5 separate regions of the Mus musculus genome follow, and regions 1, 2, 4 and 5 are each linked to region 3. The links are chromatin loops, found by intact Hi-C in ENCODE. Cell type or tissue: left cerebral cortex. All regions are shown on one strand.

What was found. Hi-C counts contacts between places; a loop is a spot of excess contacts. Peaks named below come from ENCODE experiments on the same cell type or tissue, not always from the same donor. Only the 100,000 strongest peaks of a DNase experiment are listed, where the experiment ranks them.
Region 1: it touches region 3 in a loop (3-fold over the local background); 6 of 42 quality-filtered maps call a loop at or near these places.
Region 2: a loop joins it to region 3, with 2.0 times the contacts of the local background. A loop is called at or near these places in 7 of 42 quality-filtered maps.
Region 4: it touches region 3 in a loop (10-fold over the local background); 41 of 42 quality-filtered maps call a loop at or near these places.
Region 5: it touches region 3 in a loop (5-fold over the local background); 41 of 42 quality-filtered maps call a loop at or near these places.

What each region holds. Positions count from the first base shown.
Region 1 is chr11:101,587,125-101,592,124 of GRCm38, forward strand. It overlaps Tmem106a (transmembrane protein 106A), which reads left to right. Exons shown (of 9, transcript NM_144830.3): 6 at 1,729-1,869; 7 at 1,974-2,017; 8 at 2,811-2,864; 9 at 3,209-4,661. The coding sequence ends at 3,329. Among named protein-coding and RNA genes, the nearest start is that of Tmem106a, 7.4 kb to the left of the region's middle. In left cerebral cortex, a CTCF peak has its summit at 2,464 (motif pointing left); DNase peaks (open chromatin) are centred at 715 and 2,458; H3K27ac peaks cover 230 bases.
Region 2 is chr11:101,573,278-101,578,277 of GRCm38, forward strand. Nbr1 (NBR1, autophagy cargo receptor) reads left to right here. Exons shown (of 24, transcript NM_008676.3): 20 at 1,722-2,139; 21 at 3,026-3,132; 22 at 3,917-3,974; 23 at 4,655-4,760. Among named protein-coding and RNA genes, the nearest start is that of Tmem106a, 6.5 kb to the right of the region's middle. In left cerebral cortex, CTCF peaks have their summits at 1,318 (motif pointing right) and 3,046; no DNase peak of the experiment used is centred here.
Region 3 is chr11:101,730,686-101,735,685 of GRCm38, forward strand. Dhx8 (DEAH (Asp-Glu-Ala-His) box polypeptide 8) reads left to right here and starts at 2,271. Exons shown (of 23, transcript NM_144831.2): 1 at 2,271-2,503; 2 at 3,471-3,556; 3 at 4,693-4,765. The coding sequence starts at 2,356. In left cerebral cortex, a CTCF peak has its summit at 2,131; a DNase peak (open chromatin) is centred at 2,195; H3K4me3 peaks cover 1,178 bases; H3K27ac peaks cover 780 bases.
Region 4 is chr11:101,656,092-101,661,091 of GRCm38, forward strand. Rnu2-10 (U2 small nuclear RNA 10) reads left to right here and starts at 2,147; the gene lies at 2,147-2,333. In left cerebral cortex, CTCF peaks have their summits at 2,871 (motif pointing right) and 4,570 (motif pointing left); DNase peaks (open chromatin) are centred at 1,956, 2,352 and 2,893; H3K4me3 peaks cover 520 bases; H3K27ac peaks cover 2,018 bases.
Region 5 is chr11:101,662,269-101,667,268 of GRCm38, forward strand. It overlaps Arl4d (ADP-ribosylation factor-like 4D), which reads left to right and starts at 3,273. Exons shown (of 2, transcript NM_025404.3): 1 at 3,273-3,369; 2 at 4,280-5,000. The coding sequence starts at 4,382. The coding sequence ends at 4,987. In left cerebral cortex, CTCF peaks have their summits at 588 (motif pointing left) and 2,763 (motif pointing left); DNase peaks (open chromatin) are centred at 2,814, 3,235, 3,528, 4,526 and 2 more places; H3K4me3 peaks cover 2,389 bases; H3K27ac peaks cover 2,307 bases.

The DNA.
Region 1 (5,000 bases), 140 kb before region 3:
GACTGGGACTGTAGGGGTACACCACAGAACCCTTAAAGGTGACCCCTGTCATTAAGAGCCTTCAGAGTCCTTTGAAACTGAGGCCCAAAAGGGTGGGGTGGGACTCAGGCCAAAGAGCTAGGCTGATGCAGCTGCTTGTGCTCTCCCTACCATGGGGTGCCATCGTCACCGTTTCTTTCCTGAAGTTGGAAAGTCGGTTGCGCGTTATGTTGGGACAAACACGCAAAGGAACATTTCCTTAAAGTGGACACAGGAGAGAAGATGTTCTGCTAAAGCAAGCACATGAAAGGACAGGTATGAAGGATACTTGGCTAACATGTAACACACATGTGTTGGTCTACCTTGCATAGTTGAGCTGCGTTTTTCAGGACGCTATAAAGAGAAACACCAAAGCCAGGTGGTGGTGCATGCCTTTAATCCCAGCACTTGGGAGGCAGGGTCAGGTGGATTTCTGAGTTCCAGGCCAGCCTGGTCTACAAAGTGAGTTCCAGGACAGCCAGGGCTATACAGAGAAACCCTGTCTCAGAAAAAAAGAGAGAGAGAGAGAGAGAGAGAGAGAGAGAGAGAGAGAGAGAGAGAGAGAGAGAGAGAGAGAGAGAAACACCCAAAAAAACCTTGTGCTGGTGTGCTGCCATTTCTAGCCGCTTCTGATGACTCACTAATTAGCTGCATGTGCTGAGGCAAGGCGTGTGGAGGACATGTGATGTTTGGAGGGTGTAAATAGGACTGGACAGAGATGCGGAGGCTGAGCTAGGCTTGCTGGTACAGCTAGTTGTGCAATGCTTGTGGGTCACAAGTCTTCGTTGATCTTCACTTCCCTGAGAGAGGCACAGCAGAGCTTGAGCTGAGGCTGAGGCCTGGCTGTCTCTGCGAGGTTGTCGTGTCGCCGCTGTTGCTAACCTGACTACTGAACTGGACTGCTAGTGTATCCGTGAAGTGCGTGCCAGTAGATAGAGCTGCCGCTGCTGACCTATGCACTGAACTGCTGATTTCCAGACAGCACGGATGGGAGTTGCTCCAAAGAGCCTTTCTAAACTGGTCCACATCCCCCATATCCTTTGTTTTCCACTACTTCTGGTGGATAGTGGGCTACAAGGGAGGTTAACGTGTTTTAAGAACCATCATTTAAGGGCTGGAGATATGGCTCAGTGGTTAAGAGCACCAACTGCTCTTCCAAAGGTCCTGAGTTCAAATTCCAGCAACCCCATGTTGGCTCACAACCATTCGTAATGAGATCTGACACCCTCTTCTGGCGCATCTGAAGACAGCTACAGTGTACTTAGATATAATAAATAAATAAATAACATCATTAAAAATAAGTTTTGAGCCGGGCGTGGTGGCACATGCCTTTAATCCCAGCACTCGGGAGGCAGAGGCAGGCAGATTTCTGAGTTGGAGGCCAGCCTGGTCTACAGAGTGAGTTCCAGGACAGCCAGGGCTACACAGAGAAACCCTGTCTCAAAAAAAAAAAAAAAAAAAAAAAAAGTTTTGAGGGCTGGAGAGCTCAGCGGTTAAGAGCACCGACTGTTCTTCCGAAGGTCCTGTGTTCAAATCCCAGCAACCACATGGTGGCCCACAACCATCCGTAATGAGATCTGACACCCTCTTTCTGGTGCATCTGAAGACAGTTACAGTGTACTATAAATAATATATAATAATAAATAAATCTTTTTTAAAAAAGGTCTGAAAAAAATTTTAAATTATGCTTTTCCTTGCTGTCACCTCCAGAATGTCCTGAACATCTTCAACAGCAACTTCTATCCCATCACAGTGACACAGCTGACGGCCGAGGTGCTCCACCAGGCCTCTGTGGTAGGCCAGGTCACCAGCAGCCTCCGCCTGCACATCGGCCCATTGGCCAGTGAGCAGGTAACGTCCCTCTTCCTGGCCAGCCCTCTACACAGGCATGTAATGTGGTGACGGAGAGGGGCCAGCCTGAGGTACAGCTAATCTTGTGCCCCTCTGCTTGACAGATGCCTTACGAAGTTGCCAGCAGGATTTTGGATGAAAACACATAGTGAGTGCCCTTTGGTCTCCTCTCTCCTTAACCAGCTAAATAGTCACTGAAGGGCTGCTGAGGTAAAGGTGTTTGCCACCATACCCTGAGTTTAATCTTCCAGTCTTGCATGATAGGAAGAGAAAGAGAACCCACTCCCACAAGTTGTCCGTTGATATCCAGACATTTACCATTACTCAAGTGTGCCTACACGCAATGTTTCTTGCTTTTTGAGACAGGATTTCTCTGGGTAGCCCTGGCTGTCCTGGAACTCGCTCTGTAGACCAGGCTGGCCTCGAACTCAGAGATCCGCCTGCTTCTGCCTCCCAAATGGTTGGATTAAAGGTGCAAGCCACCACTGCCCAGCAACCAAATGTATTTTTAAATTTTAAAAGTATCCACTTTCTGATTACCGGTTTCCTGGTTGCTTCAGACTCAGGGACCCGCCTCAGGCCTGCCCTCTTGTGGCTAGGACTGCAATATGCAAGGGTAAAAGTCCACATTCTCTTCCTGTTGGGCCTAGATTAGAATGACAGGGTGCAATTTTGTTAATCTTTATGTGAATCGGACTCTTTGAATCCCTGTGGAAGAAAAATACCTAGTTTTCTGCCAAGAAGAGGTCAGGGTGTGCTTGGGCCAATAACGTGGATGGCCAGGTGACCAGGCTCATCCTAGAGAATAAGAGTTAGGAGTGACATCTTAGAGGCTTCCGATGGGAGGCAAGAAAACTGTGCCTTGTGACTTGTAAGTCTCCTTGGAGTTTCCTGACCACCTGCTCACTGTAAAACAAAGTTCAATGTTCTCTCTCTCTCAGCAAAATCTGTACATGGCCGAAAATCAGAGTCCACCATATTCTTTTGAATATCCAGTAAGTATGGCGTGGAACTCCTGTGTCCCCACTCCCACTTCAGTCTCGACTTAGCCATATTACACAGGGTAAAGAAAGAGCACCCGGTAACTGATATCGTCTTTGTTAGCTCCAGAGATTAGGGCCTGTTCCAGATCTTATCTTACACAGGTCTTGCTTAGGCGCCCTGCCTGGAGCTTCGGGAACACAGGTGGGGCAGCTGCCTCAGTATCTTGGCAGAGCAGGTAGCCGAAGGAAGTGGGAGGGAGGTCCTTAGGGAGCCAGCCTCACACACACACAGTAGAGCCAGGCCAAAGCTGTCCTTCCCCTCTCTGATTTTACCACAAGCCCTGCTTCCTCTCCAGGGGTTCTCTGACCTGCTCCTTCCTAAGCCATCCGCAACAGCTGCCCTTCGAGAGCTTTGAATATGTAGACTGCAGAGAAAACATGTCCCTGCCCCACCTGGAGCTGCCCCGCCCAGCCTGATCTGTCTGCCGCCCCTGGACTCCAGGCACCTGCAAGCTGATCTGCAGCTCAGCTCCGTGGAGCTCAAGGAAAGACTGTAGGGACTTTGTTGAAGGAAAAGTCCTGCTTTGGGCCCTGCCTTCCCCTAACACCCTCAGCACACAGAGCTTCTGTAACAATGTCATAGTCCCTGAGTCCTCAGACCTCCCCACTCCCCCACGAGTCGCTTCTGATGGATCTTACCCATGGTCTGTGTGGGGAGGAACGGCTACCTTGGCGTTGTCTTGGGACTGAGCATGTTGGTTACCCAGCTCCGCCAGGGTGGGTCTTCAATCGCAACGAAGAGAAAGCTGTAGTTTTATCTAGACTTTGCAGCATGGATGAATCTTTTTCAAGCTCTCCTCCCAGTAATAAGTGGCTTTGGGGATATCCAGTGCTGTTTCCAAGGTCTCCTTGGGTGACTATAAATGTTCTCCTGTACTGTCTTGCTTTGATCATGTGATAATGAGGGTAATAGACTACTTCTCTCAGTAAATGGTAGACAATAAGGTCCTCATCCTCCCAGGTTCGGAATACTATCCCTGGCTTCCAGGAAGGGAGATTTACACCATCTAAACTCTTCTCTATAGACTGGCTCCAATGCTATCTTCACAGCAGAAACCAAGGAGCTGAGGAGAAACCATCGGGTGTACCCTAGAGCAAAGGCAGAGCCAGTTGCAAAGATATTTATTAAAGGAAAGTTTCTAAGCCCACCATCCAGAGCCCATGTGAGTGCACACAGGTAAGACAGGCAGTAGAGCAGGCCCAGGGGCAGTGTTCAGAAAGCATGAAGGACATAAGCTGTTGATACCAGGCCAAAGCTGTGGGGCTCTCATGGATTCTCTGCATCAGGCCCACCCTCTGCTGTCCTCTGGGATGTGACTGAAGAGTGACAGATTCACCAGAATTTCCTTCCTTGCCTGTCACTACACTGACGCCAAACCACAGGTAACCCCCAGTTTTCTACTGGACTCCAGGTGGAGATATGATGTCTGTTGCCGGAGAGCAGAAATGTGTGTTCTCTAAAGCTAGCTAGCCTCTGCCCTCCAGACAGGTGCAAAGGCGAAGGGCGGTGTGGTTGGGGAAAATTGAATTTGAAGTGAGAAGAATGCAAGGAAATGGTGGTAACTGAGCTGGGTAACTAGCCTGGGGCTACACAGAGGGAGAGGAAGTCTTGTCTGCACCAAGTTTTCCCTCCTGGGTAGCCAGGGCTAAGGTGTACAAACCAAAGGAGACCCAGGGAAGTCAAGCTGAGATTAGAGTGTATAAACCATCAAATGTAAAAGATTTCTAACAATAAATTGTTCTTTAGCCGAAGGAAAAGGGGCATTCCTGGACAGAAAAACAAGGGGTGCTGGTGTACCAACATCCCACGAAGAATCTGTGTGTGCATGCTTGTGCGCATGCTTGTGCACATGCGTGTGGAGGTCAGAGCACTTTCTTGGGTGTTCTTTGGGTATTGCTTTTTTTTTCTTTCTTGTTACTGTGTTTTATTTTGAGACAGAGTCTCACTGTATAGCCCTGACTGCTTCTGCCTCCCAAGGGCTGGGATTAAAGGTGTGTGTCCCTGTACCAGACACTATCCGTAAGAAGAAAAGTCATGTTCCAGGGAAGCTGGCTGTATCCAACTCCCAAGTGCTGGGATCTCGAGCA
Region 2 (5,000 bases), 160 kb before region 3:
TGCCAGGCTGTCCCCAGCATTAAGTTCTACCATAAAAACCCCTTTGCAGTTCTGGAGAGTGGATGTGGATGGAGAACTTGTCTTACAAGCTCGGGGAGCTCAGCTCCATGTCCAGCACTCAGTAAAACCTCAGGTGTTGTGGCAGACCCTGTCTCAAAAGTAAGGTAGATGGACAGACATTTATAAATGCCTTTAATCCCAGAATTCCTGGTGCAGGTGTAGGCACATCTCTCTTAAGTTTGAAGGCCAGCTATGTAGTGAAACACCATTTCAAACAAAAGATGTGGGAATGACTTCTAGGGAACTACACCCAGTGTTGGCCTCCTCTCTGGTCTTCAGACAGTCTCACTTATCTACCTGCACACTTGTGCACTAACATGCACAAGACCTTCAGAACAGACTGCTAGTATCAAATTGATAGAGCCAGTTCCATATGTCTCAATAACTATCCAAAAAAATTCAGTTTCTAGTGAATCATAATAATACCAAATTCGAGCCGGGCGTGGTGGTGCACACCTTTAATCCAGCACTCGGGAGGCAGAGGCAGGCGAATTTCTGAGTTCAAGGCCAGCCTGGTCTACAAAGTGAGTTCCAGGACAGCCAGGGCTACACAGAGAAACCCTGTCTTGAAAAACCAAAAAAAAACAAAAAACCAAATTCAAGGGCTTGGGAAGATAGCTCAGTGGGTAACAGCCCTTACTCTTTAAACGAGACCTGAGTTTCAATCCTCATTACCCACCTAAAAGCCAAACACAGCCCTATCTTCCTGTAACCCCAGCATCAGGGAACTGAGACAAGTAGATCCCCAGAGCTCACTGCCAGCCAGCTTAGCCAAAATGGCCAGCTTTAAGTTCAGGGAGAGCCATGAGGAAGACACTTGATGTCCTCATCTGACCTACATGCACACATTCAGGTATAATCAGTATATATCACACATACCAAAAAAAAAATGAAATTTGACCTGCATATACCTTTAAATGTGATTTTCCTATTTTTGCTTAAAGTGAACATGCACATGAATGCTTTTTTTTTTGTACATACAAATAGAAGAAAGGTGTGGAGGGATAAACCAGTTATTCATAGTTACTGCTCTGATAGGATCTTGAGGCCTTTCTACCCACTCCTAAGATTTACCAGTGTTCTCATCAGACTTTATCACTTCTCTAAGGTAAAGGAAAGCAAGCAGACAACATGAAGTGCTTACGACGAGTCCTTTTTCTGCCACTGATAGCTAGCCTACGAGTTTGTTTTTTTTAATTTAAAAATTTATTTATTATTATTATAAATAAGTACACTGTAGCTGTCCCCAGATGTACCAGAAGAGGGCGTCAGATCTCATTACGGGTGGTTGTGAGCTACCATGTGGTTGCTGAGATTTGAACTCATGACCTTTAGAAGAGCAGTCAGTGCTCTTAACCACTGAGCCATCTCATAGCCCCCCATAGCTTATCAGTTCTGATGGAGCTTTATCTCAGTCTTAACTTTCACAATAAAAAGAAAAAAGGACAGTAGGATTCACAGTGCTCATTGGAAGCCTGGCTGTTTGAGCCCACACACCTGTTTCTGTTGACTTCCCATCTATTTGTTTTGGCATCGTCTTGAGACAGAATACAGTCATGGCTCTAGAAACAGCCCATTCCTCTGGTTCTTTCCACTGTGCCCGTTGTGCTAGCTCGTGATCCACGGCCTCTTCCCTCACGGTGGTTACTTTTATTCCTTAGTGAAATTTGCCTTGCCTGAAGAAGGACCGCGTGGAGATGAGAGGGAGGAGATTGTCCACATTGTTGAGGAAGAAGTCGTTGAGGAAGAGGAGGAAGTCCAAGATGAAGAAGTCCAAAGTCAGTCTTCTGCTTCCTCTGAAGATTATATCATCATCCTTCCTGAGTGCTTTGATACCAGCCGCCCCCTGGGGGACTCCATGTACAGCTCTGCGCTCTCCCAGCCAGGCCTGGAGCGAGGGGCTGAAGGCGAACCTGGGATCGAGTCTGGGCTGGAACCAACTGAGGCTAGAGAGAGACTCCCAGAGAGGGAGAGCCAGCCACAGGAGCAGAGCATCAGCGACATCCTCACAACCTCACAGCCTCTGGACACGGTGCCTCTAGTCCCCGAGGTGGCAGGACTTCCAGCAGCATTGTCCAGGTACTGCTCAGCACCTCAGCCCCCCTGTTCTCCAGAGCTGGAATGACCAGCTTCATCTCCAAACCTTTCTTTTTCTATAATCTAAACTTAGGTGAATAAAAATTATACTCAGATTTCTCAGCACTTGTAAATTTGAGATTTAAACAAATGTTTGTTTTAGTTACCCTTACTTCCCTGAACATAGACTGTCTACTGACTTTTTTATAAAAAATCTTTAAATACAAACATCTCTGGATGATCCCTTTATGTTTTGATTCTTAAGTTGAGTAACTGTAACAAAAATGTGGGTGAAGGGCTGGAGAGATGGCTCAGCGGTTGAGAGCACTGACTGCTCTTCCAGAGGTCCTGAGTTCAAATTCCAGCAACCACATGGTGGCTCACAACCATCCATAATGAGATCTGACGCCCTCTCCTGGTGTGTCTGAGGACAGCTGCAGTGTACTTACATATAATGAATAAATATTTTTTTAAAAAAATGTGGGTGAGGATTTGTCAGCTCCAAGGTTTGCCTGGTGAGTGTGAGGGCCTGTTCAGCAGAAAAGCTCGAATCTTCCATGTGCTGCTCTCACAGGCAGAGATATGTATTAAGTAACTTACAGATATATACCACGTCTACTGGAGCTGGGTCATTGTCTCTACTATTCGTATAGAAAATGTGAGAGCCCTAAATATAATAAAGAGTGCTCAGGAAGGGAGAGGTGACCTGAATGAAGCCAGTTTCTCTAGCTGGATTGTGGCTAGAGAGGACATCAGAGAGTGGAACTCAGTCCTTCTGACCTTCACACTGCCAGATTCACACATGATGGGATCAGCAGCCACGCTGCTGCACTCTCCTAGTGCTTGTGGCTACTCTTCAGCTCACCTTCACTGTTCTCTCTTTCTAAAGGAGCGCCCCTTGTGGACAGTGTGAGTCATCAGGAGTGGATTCACCAGGAGTGGATTCACCAGCTACCATGCACGAAGTTCCCCCAGCCCCTGATGACATCAGAGGAGGTAAGCCAGGCTCTCTCCCTTGCTCCTTTCCAGTGGACGGACACCAGGTATGAAGAGGCTCTCCGTTTCTGAGACCCGTGGCCTTGTTCACAGACTTTGCCTCTCCCTCTTTCTGTATGCCTCCCTCATGCTCTGGGTTTCCACTCTTTGTTTGTTTTTTGTTTTTTGAGACAGGGTTCTCTGTGTAGCCCTGGCTGTCCTGAAACTCACTCTGGTCTCGAACTCAGAAATCCGCCTGCCTCTGCCTCCTGAGTGCTGGGGTTAAAGGCGTGAGCCACCACGCCCGGCCTGGGTTTCCACTCTTAAGCCTGTTGCAGACCTTGCAGAGGTGGGCACTGTGCTGTGCTGGGAAGAGCAGCCTTGGAAGCCAGCCAGCTCCAGCTCCAGTTTTGCTTTTCCTCACAGACTAATGCGGCAGCTCAGCTGGTTTGTGATGCCTTCAGGACTGCGCCCTTATTTTAGGTCTCAGGACTGTAGAACTGTGAAGGAGTCAGGAGGTCCCCACTCAAGGTCACTTCCTCTTCCAAAAAATGCCCAACCTAAAACTCTGCGAACTAACACATCAGGGTTACAGGATTAGAGGGTTATTTTTCTACTCAATGATGTCCCCAGCATTTCTAGACAATTTGTCTTCCTCTGTGACTTAAATCAGCCACAGACCTTTCTAAAACTTAAAAGAGGAAAAGAAAGGAGAAAAAAACTAAAGACACCCCCATTAACTTGCCGCCTGCCTTGATAATAGCTTGTGGGTGCTGCAGCTAACCAACAGCTCTTTTGCTTTTAGAGCCCAGAGGCTCAACAGGACTCGCAAACAGCAGACAGAGGAGCTGTGACCACTCAAGGTAACGACCTTGTGAAGTCTCTTCTTGAGAAACAGGAAGACATCCCAGCATTGCTTCTGCTTGAATGAGCCTCTGAGAGCAGGTGGCGAGCACCTTAAATGAGCACCTTCCAAGCACAGGAAGGAGCACCCTCATTCCTCCTTGTTCTTACGTCTGACACTTATGAGCACCACCGGCAGAGAGCTAAAGCTCATGCTTAAGTGCATCACTTTTTAGGGATTACCCTGAAATCCACCTCACCTGTAATGCCCAAGAAGACAAGCAGGCCAAGCCCCAGGTGCATCTAGCTGGTTTTCTTACATACCGCTGCCTCTCTGGTCCCTGCCGTCTCAGATCAGAATCCAGAAAAATCACATTTCCTTTGCCAGGTTTTCTCTGAGATGTACAGACAGATGGCTGATATCCAGGTGTGCCCATGACCACATTAATTTTCAGCTGGGATGGAAAACTGGCGTAGTAACTAGGGTGTGCGTTTCCTGCAGTACTCAGGTCTTCTGCCAGCCGAGCCAGAGCCCTGCAGCAAACCAAGATCTGTAGCTATGAAAACATTTCATTCTCTCTTTTTACATCTGATTTTTTTTTTCTTTTAAGGATACCTTATTTTTCTTTCGAGATTATCACCCACATTATCTTGTAAGGTCATGTTTTATTAGGGGAGATAATTTGGTTTTCCTCTGTAGGCACCACAATGGGAGCAGCATTGCTGGAGGACTGGTGAAGGGGGCTTTGTCTGTTGCTGCCTCTGCGTACAAGGCCCTGTTTTCTGGGCCACCAGTCACTGCACAGGTCAGTGTGTGGTTTCTTTTCCTTAACTTCAGCCCCCAAGTCACCAGTGCAAATGGCAGTCCTTCTGTCTGGATTGGCAATTAACATGGCAAGGACTATGTGTAGACAGTCTCTTTAATGAACACACAGCCTGCCCGCCATTTCCTATCATTTTAATTAATTAAGCTACTCTGGGAAAAACAGGAAAAGAACCTAAGATTTGTTGAAGACTGCATGTACAAAGTTGCTGTTCTACAACAA
Region 3 (5,000 bases):
TCATTCTGTAGTCCAGGCTGGCCTTGACCTAAGAGATCCGCCTGCCTCTTCCTATTATTTTTAAAAAAGATTTATTATCTTTATTTTAGGTGTATGAGTCTTTTGCCTGCATGATGTCTGTGCACCATGTGAATGCAATGCCTATGGAGTCCAGAAAGGGTGTCAGATCTCCTGGAACTGAAGTTACAGTTGTGAGCTGTCATGTGGGTGCTGAAAATTGAACCCAGGTCCTCTGGAAGAGCAGTCAGCACCCCCAAATCACTGAGGCATCTCTTCAGCTCTTCCTTATCTGCTTTTTACATAGTTTGGGGGGGGGGTTTGAACCCAGTGCTCCCTGCATGCTAACCAAGCACTCTACCAAACAAGCTACAACCCCAGTACTCAAAAGAAGATAAAATGTAACACACTGTCCTGTAAGCCTCCCCCAGTTCGTGTGGCCGCGGGTGGCTACAGTGTCCTGTTCATGTTTACTCTTGAGACATACACACAGCAATTCTCAAACAATTCTGAAAGTTGTTACCATGACTACATGTTATGATTCTATAGCGTTTTTGTGTGGTTGTTAATAGGGTCTTTCTTGCTAGGTAGCTCAGGCTGGCCTCAAACTCACCATGTAGTTACTAAGGCTGACTTTCTGTCTCCTGAGAAGTGCTGGGATTTACCAGGCATGATTTACACCTGGGATATTAGTCTTTTCATTTAGCTTTAGCTGTCCCAGAACTCACTATGTTGACCAGGTTAGCCTAGGACTCACAGAGATCTGCCTGCCTCTAGCTCCCAAGTACTGGGATTAAAATCGAGTGCAGCCATGTCCAATTTAGAGTCTTTTCTGATAGAGCTTTAAAAAACAGCTCCCAATCTCTTTGTCCTTTCTTCTTGTTAAGTGTTAAAAGTGCAGCTGGATAGAAATATGAAGTTTTAGTAGCAAGGAGATGTAGAGAAAGAAGGGTCAAGTGGAATTAACTCCTGAAACCTAACTCCATACTGGCAGATAAGCAAGCAGCATCAAGGGCAGACTTTCTCATTCTGTTCACGGAGAAAGGAAGGAAGGAAGGAAGGAAGGAAGGAAGGAAGGAAGGAAGGAAGGAAGGAGTGAGTCCTGGAGAAATGGCTCATGGTTCTGAGCACTGGTCACTCTTCCAGAGGATCTGGGTTCAATTTCCAGCACTCACACCGAAGCTCACAACTATCTGTTACTCCAGTTCCAGGGGATCTGACATCCTTACACAGACATGAATGCAGGCAAAACCATGTATAGGAAATAAAAACAAGTAAGTTATAAGGAAGGGAAGGGCATCAGGAACTCAGATGGCAATGTACTAAATCCTTGGGAACCTGGAAACACGGAACTACTGTGATAGTCCTTTGCCTGCAATTTTGAGAGAGGTTCTCACTGTGTAACTTTGGCTGACTTCAGTCTCAGAGAACAGCTTGTTTCTGCCCTCCGAGTGCTTCAATTAAAGGAGAGCACCAGCCTGCCCAGCTTCCCTGCAACTCGTTATCACTGAAGTGTTCCCAATAATTCAAAGACACAGTAGTGCAACAGAGTCAGCCAACAGTAGCAGAGGGGGCTCATTTTCTGTCTTTTGACTGATGGGAGGGCTACTCACCTTAGAGGAAGTATTTTCTTGTTTTTTACACAGAATACTAAGACATGGGAAACCCTTCATCTTCATTGCAAGGTTCTGCCAAAGGGAAAAGTAAAAGTTGGGACACCTGAATTTATGACCTCAGGTTCACAACACAGCTGACATTTAGAGAAGCAGATTTTAAGAGGACTGAGGGTTTTGGCAACAGGAATGCTTGAGATAAGCTTTGCTGGACCACTCGCAGTTTGGGGGGGTTATAACAGCAACTAATATTTTCAGTGTGCCTACTGTGGCTCAGCCACTTTGCATATCTATTTCATTTAGACCGTATTATCCGAGTTTACAGATAAGCAGCCAGAATCTAGCGTCTGCTGGTGTAAGGTCACTTGAGATCACTTGCCATGAGGTCAGGAACTGAGCTGATCAAGGACAAGCCAACTTGCTTTTCCGAGGCGCTGTTCAGTCGCGCAGGCCACGGTCGCCCTCTGCTGACGGATCACAGAGGCGCGCTGAGATTGATCCTTAAAAAAACCTAAAGGCGGGTGGAGTCTTCCCCCCCGCTAGAGGCCGCCACTGAACGAACAGCGTAACTCAGTGCGTCTGGCCCGTCTGTGGGAACTTCCTGCCAGATCTCGCTGATCCTTACAAAGACGGTTAACTTTACTTGACGTCCCTGTAAACAAAAGAGACGAGCGCCGACCCGGAAGTGGAAGCTGTGGCTTCGCGTTCTGGCCGGCCGGAAGGAGACCAAAGGGAAGTTGTAGCCATGGCTGTAGCCGTGGCCGCCGCCGGGGTCCTAATGGGCTCGGAGCCCGGCCCGGCGGAAGAACTCGCTAAACTTGAGTACCTGTCTTTGGTGTCGAAGGTTTGCACGGAGCTGGACAATCACTTGGGCATCAACGACAAGGATCTGGGTGAGCTGGAGGAAGGTCCCGATGGCTTTTGATTTTGGGGGTGAGGGAGGCAGGAGAGAAGCGGTTGATGGTGTGTGTGTGTGTGTCTGTCTGTCTGTGTCTGTGTGTGTGTCATCGTGACTTGGGCTCCGGGAACCTGTGGCGGTGGCCTCTGCTTGAGAACCATCCGGTCCGAGCTATTAGAAACCATTTCTGTGAGCTGCCGGTGAAGGCTGGGGCAGCAATTTCTGCTCGATTGTTGTTTTTCAGTTCTGGGGGGCGAAATAGCTTTAACAATAGCAGCAGCAGCAGCCCCCGCGAAGATGATGGTTGTAATTACGGCCAGTAATTTTTAGAAGCTCACAAGATATTATGGGTAGCTCTTCATCTACATTATCTTGTTTGGTCTTCGCACAGTCAGGCAGTAGTCAGCATCTACTTCGAGCTTGTGCTTTGAGCCGTGCTCTTAAATTAGTTACATCTTCTTATCTCTCACATACTAGTCATTAGATGTTTAAGGGCAAACTGTGACTAGGGGACCCAGAGAGAAAATAAGAAAGGCTCGGGGCCCAGATCGTAATTATATGCATAGCCGGAGCCCTTGTGAAAATGAGAGGCCGAGTATGTGAATTAGAAGCATGAGGGGAACACTTCCGTTTGATAGGTACAGGGTTGGGTGGTGTTGGGCTTTTTCAGAATGTCCTCAAAAGTAAATGACAGCCAGGCAGGCGCCTAGGATCTCAGGCTTGGGATGTGAGGGCAGAATGATTAGTAATTCCAAAGTCACACGTAGATAATCTGAGGGTAGCTTGGGCATGGTATGTATCAGGGTATGACCCGTCACAAAAAACGACGACAAAGCCGGGCAGTGGTGGCGCACGCCTTTAATCCCAGCACTTGAGAGGCAGAGGCAGGCGGATTCCTGAGTTCTTTTATAATTTAATTATTATCTGAGTCCATTTATAATTCCTTTTTTTTTTTTTAACAGCTGAATTTGTCATCAGTCTTGCTGAGAAAAATACTACCTTTGATACTTTTAAGGCTTCTCTGGTCAAAAATGGTGCAGAATTCACAGTATGTATATCTGAAGATTCTTTGTTTCCTTTTTGTTTCTTTGGTGTTGCTACTGAATTTAAATTTTGATCGCACTAAAGGATTTTTAAGTAGGAAGGAGCGATTTGTGCATATCAAGTAAATAAGCCATCAAATGTGTAAAGTTGCGTTGCTGGCCAGGGAGCCAGATTCCTTCCCCACTGTCCTAGGAGAATGCCGCAGGACTTCCGGCAGTAAGTCTGAGGATGCTGACATTCTTTTGTTGTTGTTGTTGGTTTGTTTGTTTTTAATTTTTTATTAGATATTTTCTTCACTTACATTTTTTAAAGATTTATTTATCTTATTTATGTGAGTACACTGTAGCTGTCTTCAGACACTCACCATAAGAGGGCATCAGATCCCATTACAGATGGTTATGAGCCACCATGTGTTGTTGCTGGGAATTGAACTCGGGACCTCTGGAAGGGCATTTGGTGCTCTTAACCCCTGAGCCATCTCTCCAGCCCCTGATGTTGACATTCTTGTTCTGTGAATCAGGACGTCAGGGACAAGCCGGGCAGTTGTGGCCCACACCTTTAATCCCAGCACTTGGGAGGCAGAGGCAGGCAGATTTCTAAGTTTGAGGCCAGCTTGGTCTACAGAGTGAGTTCCAGGACAGCCAGGGCTACACAAGAGAAATCATGTCTCAAAAAACCAACAAACAAATGAAAAATGACGTCAGGAGCAATAATAGTCTAGGGTTTGGAGACAATTTTAAAAGATGGGAAGAAATGGTCTCTGGGTATCGTCCAAGCCAGTGGTCTGCAGCCTTCTAATGCTGCAACCTTTTAATACAGTTCCTCATGTTGTGGTGCCTCCCAACTATACATTTATGTTTTGTTACTTCCTCATAACTAATTTTGCTACTGTTATGACTCATAATGTAAATATCTGTGTTTTTTGATGGTCTTAGGTGACTCCTAAAAGGGTTGTGACCCACAGGCTGAGAACCTCTGGTCTAACTTAGCTTCCTGCTGTCCCAGGCTGACATTCTGTGCTTTCTTGTCTAGTCAGCACACATTGAGGGCATAAGCACACTTCCCTACAGCATATCCTATTGTAATATTGAGCCAGATCCAGAGGCTGACGTGCTATGTCTGTGCTTCTTTTCTTTGTAGGATTCTCTTATTAGCAACCTCCTGCGTCTCATACAGACCATGCGGCCTCCTGCAAAGCCTTCTACCAGTAAAGGTAAGGAGGGCTCCAGCTGAGCAGAGCCTCCAGAAGGGGCTGGGTGGTGGCATCCCTGTGAACTGCACTTTGCTCTCAGCTGTTGCTAAGCAAGAGAATGCTCTAATCGAATTCTGAGACATTCAAATGAGGGCTGATAGTCTCCCTCCCCTCCTTCACCAGCACACTGCTTGGTGAGGCTTTCGAAGTTAATGGATTTAGACAATCAAGCTAAATTTTCTAGTACGTATGTGAT
Region 4 (5,000 bases), 75 kb before region 3:
GCTGGCATTAAAGGGGTGTGCCACCAATAACTTTTAAAGCTTAATATTTACTATGCTTGGAACTGAAGAGGTGGCTCAGCAGTCACTGGCTGCTCTTCTAGAGCTCCTGAGTTCGATTCCCAGCAACCACACGTCTGTAATGAGATCAGATGCCCTCTTCTGTAATGCAGGTGTATATGCAGATAAAATATTCATATAAATAACAAATATATCTTTAAGAAAGTACTCTGCTGAGCTGGGTATGGTGGGGCACGTCTTTAATCCCAGCACTTGGGAGGCAGAGGCCAGCCTGGTCTACAAAGTGAGTTCCAGGACAGCCAGGGCTACACAAGAGAAACCCTGTGTCAAAAAAACTATAAACCAAAGTTGGAAGTCCAAATATTACGGGCTTTTGGTTGGTTTAGTCATTGCTTGGTCTTGTACAATTTTAACAAAACTTGTTTATTAAAGATAAAAGGTCATGCCAGGCAGGTGCTTGCTTTGCTGGAGATAGCCAAGACTTTGCAAAACCGATGATAACCTCAACTTTGTAACAGAATGTAACTTTGTTCTGACCCCTGATTCCAGGCTGCTCTCTAGTCCAGGGTGTAACCGATCTGTATCCGCTCAGGATTCCTAAAACACAGGAGATTTATTTGCCCCCAGGGAATAAGAGAAGAAGGCAAGAGATAGAGGAGGAGAGAGAATGGGAAGGGGACAAGGGAAAGGAGGCGTTTTTTTTTTTGGTCCCTACCTCTGGGTAGAGAGGAGACAGACATGCCCATAAAAAAATGGTGGTTTATATAAAAGTGTAAGACCCCGTGCTAGCATGAGGTATATAAGTTTTTATTTTGAGACAGGGTTTCTTTGTATAGCCCTGGCTGTCCTGGAACTCACGTTGTAGACCAGGCTGGCCTCGAACTCAGAAATCTACCTGCCTCTGCCTCCCAAGTGCTGGGATTAAAGGCGTGTGCCACCACACCCGGCTGAGGTATATAATTTTAATTGGGCATGTTAATTAGGTGAGCCAGAGGGGGCTTTTGATTGCTGGACTTCAATACTTTGATAGCTGGACCTTGGTAGTCAGCCTCAGGAGGAAGTGGCCAAATAAGAGAATAGACCTTGGTAGCTAGCTTTAGAAATGTAATCTAATGGTTTTTAGCATGGCAGAGGGAATCAAGGAGAAGGGCCAGGCCTGCCAGAGCAGAGCCACAGAGCCATGGCCAACAAGCTTGAGCTGCCCAGAGTCCCTTCACAGGCTGTAGCCCTGGCACCAGTATCTAGATAAAAGCCACATACTAAAACGTATTCCTGGTCTGACTGGTGAATCTCTGAATGAGCCCAGATCCATATAGCTTTCATGAGTCCTCACACAACGGCAGGGTCTACTGCTAAAACAGCTATCAATTGTCCAATGAGTAACCCATTTCCTTTTATCCATAAGCAACCTGGTAAGCTCACTGGTTCTGTTATGGAATGATGGAATCCTCCTTTTTGTTGGTTATCAGTGCCTTTTCAGGGTGTGAAAGAGACTAGACCTTGGTCATGTCTCCTTGGAAAAGGTCACACATACTACTCTGGTTTTTAACCCCTTCTCCCTGCATCCCCCATGCTGATCCTTGGTGCCATTTCCGGAGGATGGGAACTGGGACTTCCTGCTTCTACAGGCTCCTCCTAGGAGCTAACACTGGAGCCAGGGGGATCAAAGCTGTGTAGTGAGTGTCACAAAACATCCTAGCACTAAGGAGACTGAGACGGGAACATTGTAGTAAGTTCTAGCCTGGGCTACAGTAAGAGACGTAGTCTCAAACAAGGAAATGCGCTATAAATAAATAAGATGGAGCTTCAATGGTCTGTGCATAACTGGGGGGTTGAAGGAGCCTTCCAAAGGCTGGGTTCCGGCTCCGTTCAGTCGTTGACTTGAGCTGGGCGGGGCATGCAAATAAGGACGCCGCCTGGTCTCCGCGGAACTCTGGGAACGAAAAGCGCAACAAAATCCTCTCGGCCCCCTTGGATTCCTCGGGCTTTCCCTGGCGTAAAGGTGGTGGACAGGATAGAAGAGGAGTTTCGGCGTCGGGCGCGTGTTTGCGGTCGCGCGAGTGTTGGCGACCGTGAGTTGAAGGTGTGTGTGGTGTTGAGTGTATGGGGCGTGTGGGCGCAGTTCGGTATCGCTTCTCGGCCTTTTGGCTAAGATCAAGTGTAGTATCTGTTCTTATCAGTTTAATATCTGATACGTCCTCTATCCGAGGACAATATATTAAATGGATTTTTGGAAGTAGGAGTTGGAATAGGAGCTTGCTCCGTCCACTCCACGCATCGACCTGGTATTGCAGTACCTCCAGGAACGGTGCACCCCCTCTGGGGAATAAGAGTGGTTTAAAGAAAGAACAATTTGAGAGATCTGCTTAGATCTAATAAAACCCAAGTATAGTTTCTTTAGACGTCTTATATCTCACGTAGGACCTCTTATTTCAGACTCACTGCAAGAACAAGCTAAAGAACTATATACAGTCAGGAACAAGGTGAGCCATCGCGGTTCTCAGTCCCATGATCTTAAGAGTTTTTCCTCTTCCCCTCTTCCCTGGCTGTCCTGGAGCTCACTCTGTAGACCAGGCTGGTCTCAAACTCAGAAATCCACTTACCTCTGCCTCCCAAGGGCTGGGATTAAAGGCATGCACCACCATTGCCCGGCAGGGTATGTGGACTATGCTGTCCTTCAACTCAGAGATCGTGGTACTTTAAATCTCATTTTCCGAAAGAAAAGAAAAGAAAGGAAGGGGGGAAATAAAGCCAGTATATTTTGCACCCACAATCTGAAGTTCTACAAATATTGTTAGAAAATGCAAAGGACCCAAGTCATTTTCACTTCTTAGGAAAGTCAAACAGGGACAAATGTGTCCACCAGGAGGCAGCATCTGCTCATTTCCAGCCCTAGGCTCTGGTTTTAGTTGTGATTTAGAAATGGATGGATCCTATTTGGGGAAAGCTCCGAACCTTTTCAGTACTTTGCTCCAGCACCCATTATGAGATTGTGGGTTTTCGAGACAGGGTTTCTCTGTATAGCCCTGGCTGTCCTGGAACTCACTTTGTAGACCAGGCTGGCCTCGAACTCAGAAATCCTCCTGCCTCTGCCTCCCGAGTGCTGGGATTAAAGGGGTGCACCACCACGTCCGGCTTAGATTGTGGGGTTTTGTGAGTGTCCTTCCCTCCTCCCTGTCTCTCCCTGCAACTCCTCTTCTGAAATAGGATCTTACTGTGTATCCCAGCTAGTCCAGAGTCAGGATGGTCTCAAAATCAAGACAACCTTGCTTAAGTTCCTAAGTCTTTTTTTTTTAATGTTTATTTATTATATGTCAGTACACTGTAGCTGTCTTAGACACTCCAGAAGAGGCATCTGATTTCGTTGTGAGCCACCATGTGGTTGCTGGGATTTGAACTCAGGACCTTTGGAAGAACAGTTGGTGCTTTTAAGCCATCTCACCAGCCCCAAGTTCCTAAGTCTTAAAGGCATGGTCAACCACTGTTTCTCCATTTTGTTCATGAACTGGGATTTGAAAAGTGGGTCTTGGCCAGGCTGGTCTACAGAGTGAATTTCAGGACAGTCAGGGCTACACAGAGAAACCCTGTCTCAAAAAAACCAAAATAAAAACAAACAAACAAAAGAAAGAAAAGTGGGTCTTGGAGAGGAGTGGGCATGAAGGGGGTCTTTGTGACTTCCTAGCTGATAGCTGTTCCTAACCCTCTTTGCCTCCCTGCCATTCATCTGTTCATTTAGACTTGTACTTGTGGGGACAGGAGTGGTGTCAGACTCTGTAATCTGTAAGCAGTTTAGGAAGTAGAGACAAGAGTGTGTGTGTGGGGGGGGCATGTCAAGTTCTAGGTTCTAGGCCAACTGGACCACAGAGGCCCTGTCTCAGAAGAAGACAGCAGTCATTTCCAGGGTAAGATCCACCCATTCTCTCACCCTCCCTTACCTATTACAAGGTAATATTGTCATCACTGAAACTCCTCACTGGGAGTGCCAGTCCCAGGGATAAGTAGCTTGTTTCATCCAGTGTGTTAGTGAGGGGTACATACTTACTCTGAAGTCCCAGGTTTTAGCATGCCAGGATTTGGGGTATTGAGGTTATATAAGGTATTATATCATTACTGGTTTTCTTCCCCAAAAGTCCACACACAGGGGTGGCAGGATGGCTTAACAGTTTAAGAGCACTGGCTGCCTTTCCAGAGGATCCAGATTCAATTCCCAGCACTCATGTGGTAGCTCACAACCATCCACAATTCTAATTCCAAGGATCAGATATTATCTTCTGTCCTTCAGGCTTCCACATGATACACAGACATACATGCAGACAAAACACTCATACACATAAAAGTAAAAACAAAACTTTTATTAAAAGTGTGCATTTATGAAATTGTCAGAGAATAACTAAAAGATTTAAAACAAAAACAAACAAAAAACTCCCAAGGGCTACAGAGTTGGCTCAGCAGTTAAGAGCACTGACTGCTCTTCCAAAGGTCCTGAGTTCAATTCCCAGCAACCACATAGTGGCTCACAACCATCTGTAATGGGATCTGACGCCCTCTTCTGGTGCGTCTGAAGATGGCTACAATGTACTCATATAAATAAAATAAATCTTAAAACTCCCAATGTTGACTTCATAAAGATCTGTTTATTTTACTTTATGCATATGAGCTTATCTGTCCTGATTGTATGTCTATGCCCCTTCTGTGTGCCTGGTGACCAAGGAGGTCAGAAGAGGGCATCAGATCCCTGGAACTGGAGTTTCAGATTGTTGTGAGCCACCATGGAGGTCTCCTGCAAGAGCATCAGGTGCTCTTAACCACTGAGCCAGCTTATATTATTTTATATGCATTTTTAATGTCTGTGAATGATGTGTGAATGTGTGTGTGTTCAACAGTGTGGAGGTCAGAAGACAACTCTGAGGGGATGGAACTCAGGTTGTCAGGCCTGTGGGGCCAGGGCCTTTACTGGCTAAGCCGTGTTGCTGCCCACCCCT
Region 5 (5,000 bases), 68 kb before region 3:
TCCCCCATCCCTTCCTATCATCCTGATGGTATTAGGTTTTTGTTTGTTCGAATGCTTGTTTTTTGACACAGGGTCTTCTGTACCCCAGGTTTATCTCAAGCTTGCCATAAGCTGAGGTCGGCCTTGATTAAATAACTGATCTTCTTGCCTCCATCTCTCAAGTGCAGAGATTAGAGGTGCGGACCACCACCAGCAACTTTTTATTTTTGCATTTTGAATGTTCACTGTTTCACACTGGCTGCCCTGAAATTTACCAAGTAAACTGAGCTAGCCTAGAACTTTTTGCCTCCCAGTGCTGGGATCACAGGGCTACACTACGGTGCCCGATTCAGTTTTGAATTTTTTACAAAGAAAATTGTGTAGAAGCAGGCAGATCTCTGAGTTCTTGAGGCCAGCTTGGTCTGCAGAGTGAGTTCCAGGACAGCCAAAGTTAGACAGAGAAACCCTGTCTTGAAAACCAAAAACAACAAAAAGAAAAAGAAAAGAGGGGTCTGGAGAGATGGCTCAGCAGATAAGAGCACTATAACTGCTCTGCCAGAGTTCCTGACCTGAGTTCAATTCCCAGCAACCACATGGTGGCTCACAACCATCTGTAATGGGATCCGATGCCCTCTTCTGGTGTGTCTGAAGACAGCTACATACATAAAATAAATAAATCTTAAGAAAAAGAAGCTGGGCAGTGGTGGCACATGCCTTTGATCCCAGCACTTGGGAGGCAGAGGGAGGCGGATTTCTGAGTTCGAGGCCAGCCAGGGCTATACAGAGAAACCCTGTCTAGAAAAAAACCAAAAAAGCAAAAACAAAAACAAAAAATAGAGAGATAAAAGAAAACTGTGTATGGTGGTGTTCTCTGTGCCCTTGGCCTACCTACCCCATGGCTCCCCTCTTCCAGCTTTGCTATGCTCTTCTCTGCCTCAGGGCCTTAGCTACCATTCCAGTCTGTCCCATCATCCCCATTTTGGGTGTGTAAAAAAGTTACTTTCTAAGGTCTGGGTCCTAGACAAATTTCAGAAGATCTCTAGGGAATCTGGAGGCTCCTGGACTGCTCGGCAACCCATGTGGCCAATGTTGTGGTAGGGAGGCGACACAGAGGTGGCAAGGCATGCTGGTGTTAAACATGGGGAAACTTTTTTATCAGTCCTGGCTGGAGGTGGCCGGCAGGAAAGGGCTGGACTCTGCCAGTCTGGCAGTGACTTCCCCTCCTCCCTTCCCAATCCTCTTTACGCGTAGCTTTTACTGAGGGTAATCTTGTTGTCCTTTTGGTCACCTTGCCCTTTGTAACATCTCCTCCCCTTCAGGACAACCAGAACTGCGACTAACTGCTAAGCACGATGCCCCACCCAAGTGCTACATTTCTAGAGACCTTTTCAGAAACTTCTAGGTGACCCATTCTTTCCCTCTGAAATCCCTCTGAAGTCCCCATTTGATGATTTGTTAAAAAACAAAAAAAAAAAAAATTGTGTCTTCCTGAGCTGCCGCTGTCTGTCACTCATTATGGAATGTGACCTTTGAGGCTTGAGGTGTCTGTAGCCCTAGAACTCTGGCTGGTGCTGAGGAATGAGCTGTGTTTGATTACTGAGGTACTTGGGGCAGAACCCAGAGTCTGTGCATGCTGGGCAAACTCTCTGCTGCTACGCCATCATGACTGGTTCATCTGTATTTCTGAAATAGGGTCGTGTTAAGTTGCTCGTGCTGGCCTTGAACTCATGATCTAGCCTAGAGAGGTTATCCATGTCTTGTCTCCTGCCTCAGCCTCCAGAGTACCTGGGATAACACTCTGTGGTTATGCCCAGTTGAACTTTGTCTTTTAAAGTCTCTTTTATCGTGCTTTTTAGACAGCATCTCACTGTGTAATGCTGGCTGTCTAACGTAAGACTGCCTCGCCCCAGAGTCTCCCCATGAGAAGACTATTGCCAAGCAGTGAGCATCCTGGCACTGAATTCAGACAGATCTTGCTCAGCCACATATGACCTAAATGTGATCATAACTAAGTCTTTTATCCATCTGCAGCTTTCTGTACCTGTAAGAAACAGACAACAGTCCCTAACATGCTACTGTGAGGTAATGGGGTCCTCCATGCTCTATATGCAGGAAGCTGAGGCCCAAAGATTGTTAGGATGTCCAGGATAGCCTGAGCTACATAATGAGATTCCTATCTCAAAACACACACACAAAAAAACCAAATATAGCTGGATATGATGGCTCATGCCTTTAATCCTTTTTTTTCCTTTTTTTTTCCCGAGATGGTTTCTCTGTGTGGCCCTGGCTGTACTGGAACTCACTCTGTAGATCAGGATGGCCTCGAACACAGAAATCTGCCTGCCACTGCCTCCCAAGATTAAAGGCATGCACTACCACTGCCTGGTTTCATGCCTTTAATCTTAAAGGCAGAGGCAGGTGGATTATTTTGTGTATGAGGCCACCCTAGTCTACATAGTGAGTTCCAGGATAGCTAGGGTTATATAGAAAGACCCTGTCTCAAAAAATACTCCCCCCACCCCCTTATCCCTTGAAGCAATGGCTCAGTGGTTAAGAGCACTTATTACTCTTCCAGCGGACCCAGGTTCGGTTCCCAGCACCCATATGAGGCAGTCACCACTGTCTCTAATTCTGGTTCCAGGAGATCTGACATTTCCTACTGAACACATGGGCATATACTGACCCACTGGCTTAACTGACACTGAGCACTGCTGCCCTTGCAGAGGTCCTGAATCCATTTCCCAGCAACCACATGGTGGCTCACAACCATCTGTAAGGGGATCCGATGCCCTCTTCTGGTGTGTCAGCGTCCCCGTACTCCTATATACATTAAATGGGCTTAGTATTATGAATCAGCTGTATCAGAGCTCCAGGTAAATACTGCTTTGCAAACTAGATGAAGACAGTGACTTGAATGAGTACTACTGAATGAGGTAAGATACGAAAACATGTCAGAATCTCTTCGAGCAGATCTTTAGGTGGAAGGAAAGTATGGGGGGGGGGCAGCCGGATTGAGGGCAAGTGGATGGGGTAGTGTCATTATTAGACATTCCGTTCCATGCTCTCGTCAGGCGCAGCCACGCCTGTTCCTTTAGTCTGTCCCACCTCCCAGCCCTAATGAGTTCCAGGCTCTGTTCCAAATACTGAATAAGGTAGAAAAGATTAAAATAAAGCGGTTCCGGATAGAACGAGCTCTCCATTTCCAGGCTGGGGCTGCAGAGGCTGGCTCAGTCCCCGCCTCCGGGACGCTGATTGGGCCGCGTCGTGTGACGTCACGAGAGGGTTTTTAACGAGGAACCGGAGCAGCGGCACTGCAAAGTCCGCTGTGGCTGAGACGCGACGAGTCGGTGTCTGGTTGGCGTGGCTCGCGGAGAGTGCGGCTGGCTGAAGGTAAAGGAGGGTGTCTGGACCATGCAAAGGCGCCGGCTTGCGGGGCTTAGGGGAGCGGGCGTCGACCGCTGGCTGGAGAGTTGCAGGGCCGTGTGGTGGTGGTCAAAGCGCCCGCAGGGGCGTGCCACCGTTGTGGGTATGCGGTGCTTGTGGGAGCCCGACCCACATCGGTGCTCTTACTTTGGGCACACTGCCCGACCGCCTCCTTCATGCGAGATTTCTCCTCTGGGGAGTGGAGAGCACAGCTTCTGCTTTCTCTCAATCTCGGAGAGGGGTGCAGGGAAACGACCTTACTTCGGATCTTGCCTGCAAGATCCGCACCCTCGAAGATCCTAGTGCCCGAGAGTTTCTCTGACCTCAGGGCCTCTCCTAGGAGTCCCTGGGACAGGAGCACGCCTTGTTACACCTGTAGCTACTTTTTTTATTTTTTATTTTTAAGAAGAGGGGAAGGAGAAAGGCATTGGAGATGGTTTAAAAGCGCCTACCCTAAAACATGAGGACCCTAATTGGTTCCTGAGACCCACATACTCTTGTAAGTTGTCCTGACTTTAACACTCAAGCTGTGAGTGGCTTACACACACGCACAAAATATTTTTTCTTTACTTTGGAAAAAGAGGCACTTAAAAATCTTTTTTTTTTTCTTTTTTGTTTTTCTAGACAGGGTTTCTCTGTGTAGCCCTGGCTGTCCTGGAACTCACTCTGTAGACCAGGCTGGCCTCGAACTCAGAAATCCACCTGCCTCTGCCTCCCAAGTGCTGGGATTAAAGGTGTGCTCCACCACTGCTGGGGCAAACCTTGTTTTAATAAAAGGAATATTTAGAAGGGTAGGGTGCAGGTTTAGGGGAAGGACCCAAAAGTTGCAAATTCGTTTATTCTAAACCTTTCTCGTTTCTTTTTTGGCCTTGTTTAGACACCCCAGCTTGTGCTACCTGCCGTTTTAAGGTCTCCTCTTCTTGGCCTCTGCTGGAGTCCCAGACCTACTCCTGAGGTCCACCCTGCACCCTAGCTCACCATGGGGAACCACTTGACTGAAATGGCCCCTACAGCCTCGTCCTTTCTGCCGCACTTCCAGGCCCTGCATGTCGTCGTCATTGGGTTGGATTCCGCGGGGAAGACTTCCCTTCTTTACCGTCTCAAGTTCAAGGAGTTTGTCCAGAGCGTCCCCACCAAGGGCTTTAATACTGAGAAGATCCGCGTGCCCCTGGGGGGTTCCCGTGGGATCACTTTCCAAGTGTGGGATGTTGGGGGTCAGGAGAAGCTTCGGCCACTGTGGCGCTCCTACACCCGCCGGACAGATGGACTGGTGTTTGTGGTGGACTCTGCAGAGACTGAGAGGTTAGAGGAAGCCAGAATGGAGTTACACCGGATCAGCAAGGCTTCCGACAACCAGGGGGTGCCAGTGCTGGTGCTGGCCAACAAGCAGGACCAACCGGGGGCACTGAGTGCAGCCGAGGTGGAGAAGAGGCTGGCGGTCCGAGAGCTGGCAGCTGCCACGCTCACCCATGTGCAGGGCTGCAGTGCTGTGGACGGGCTGGGCCTGCAGCCAGGCCTGGAACATTTGTATGAAATGATCCTGAAGAGGAAGAAGGCACCTCGGTCGAGCAAGAAGAGACGGTGACCCGAAGCTGCCC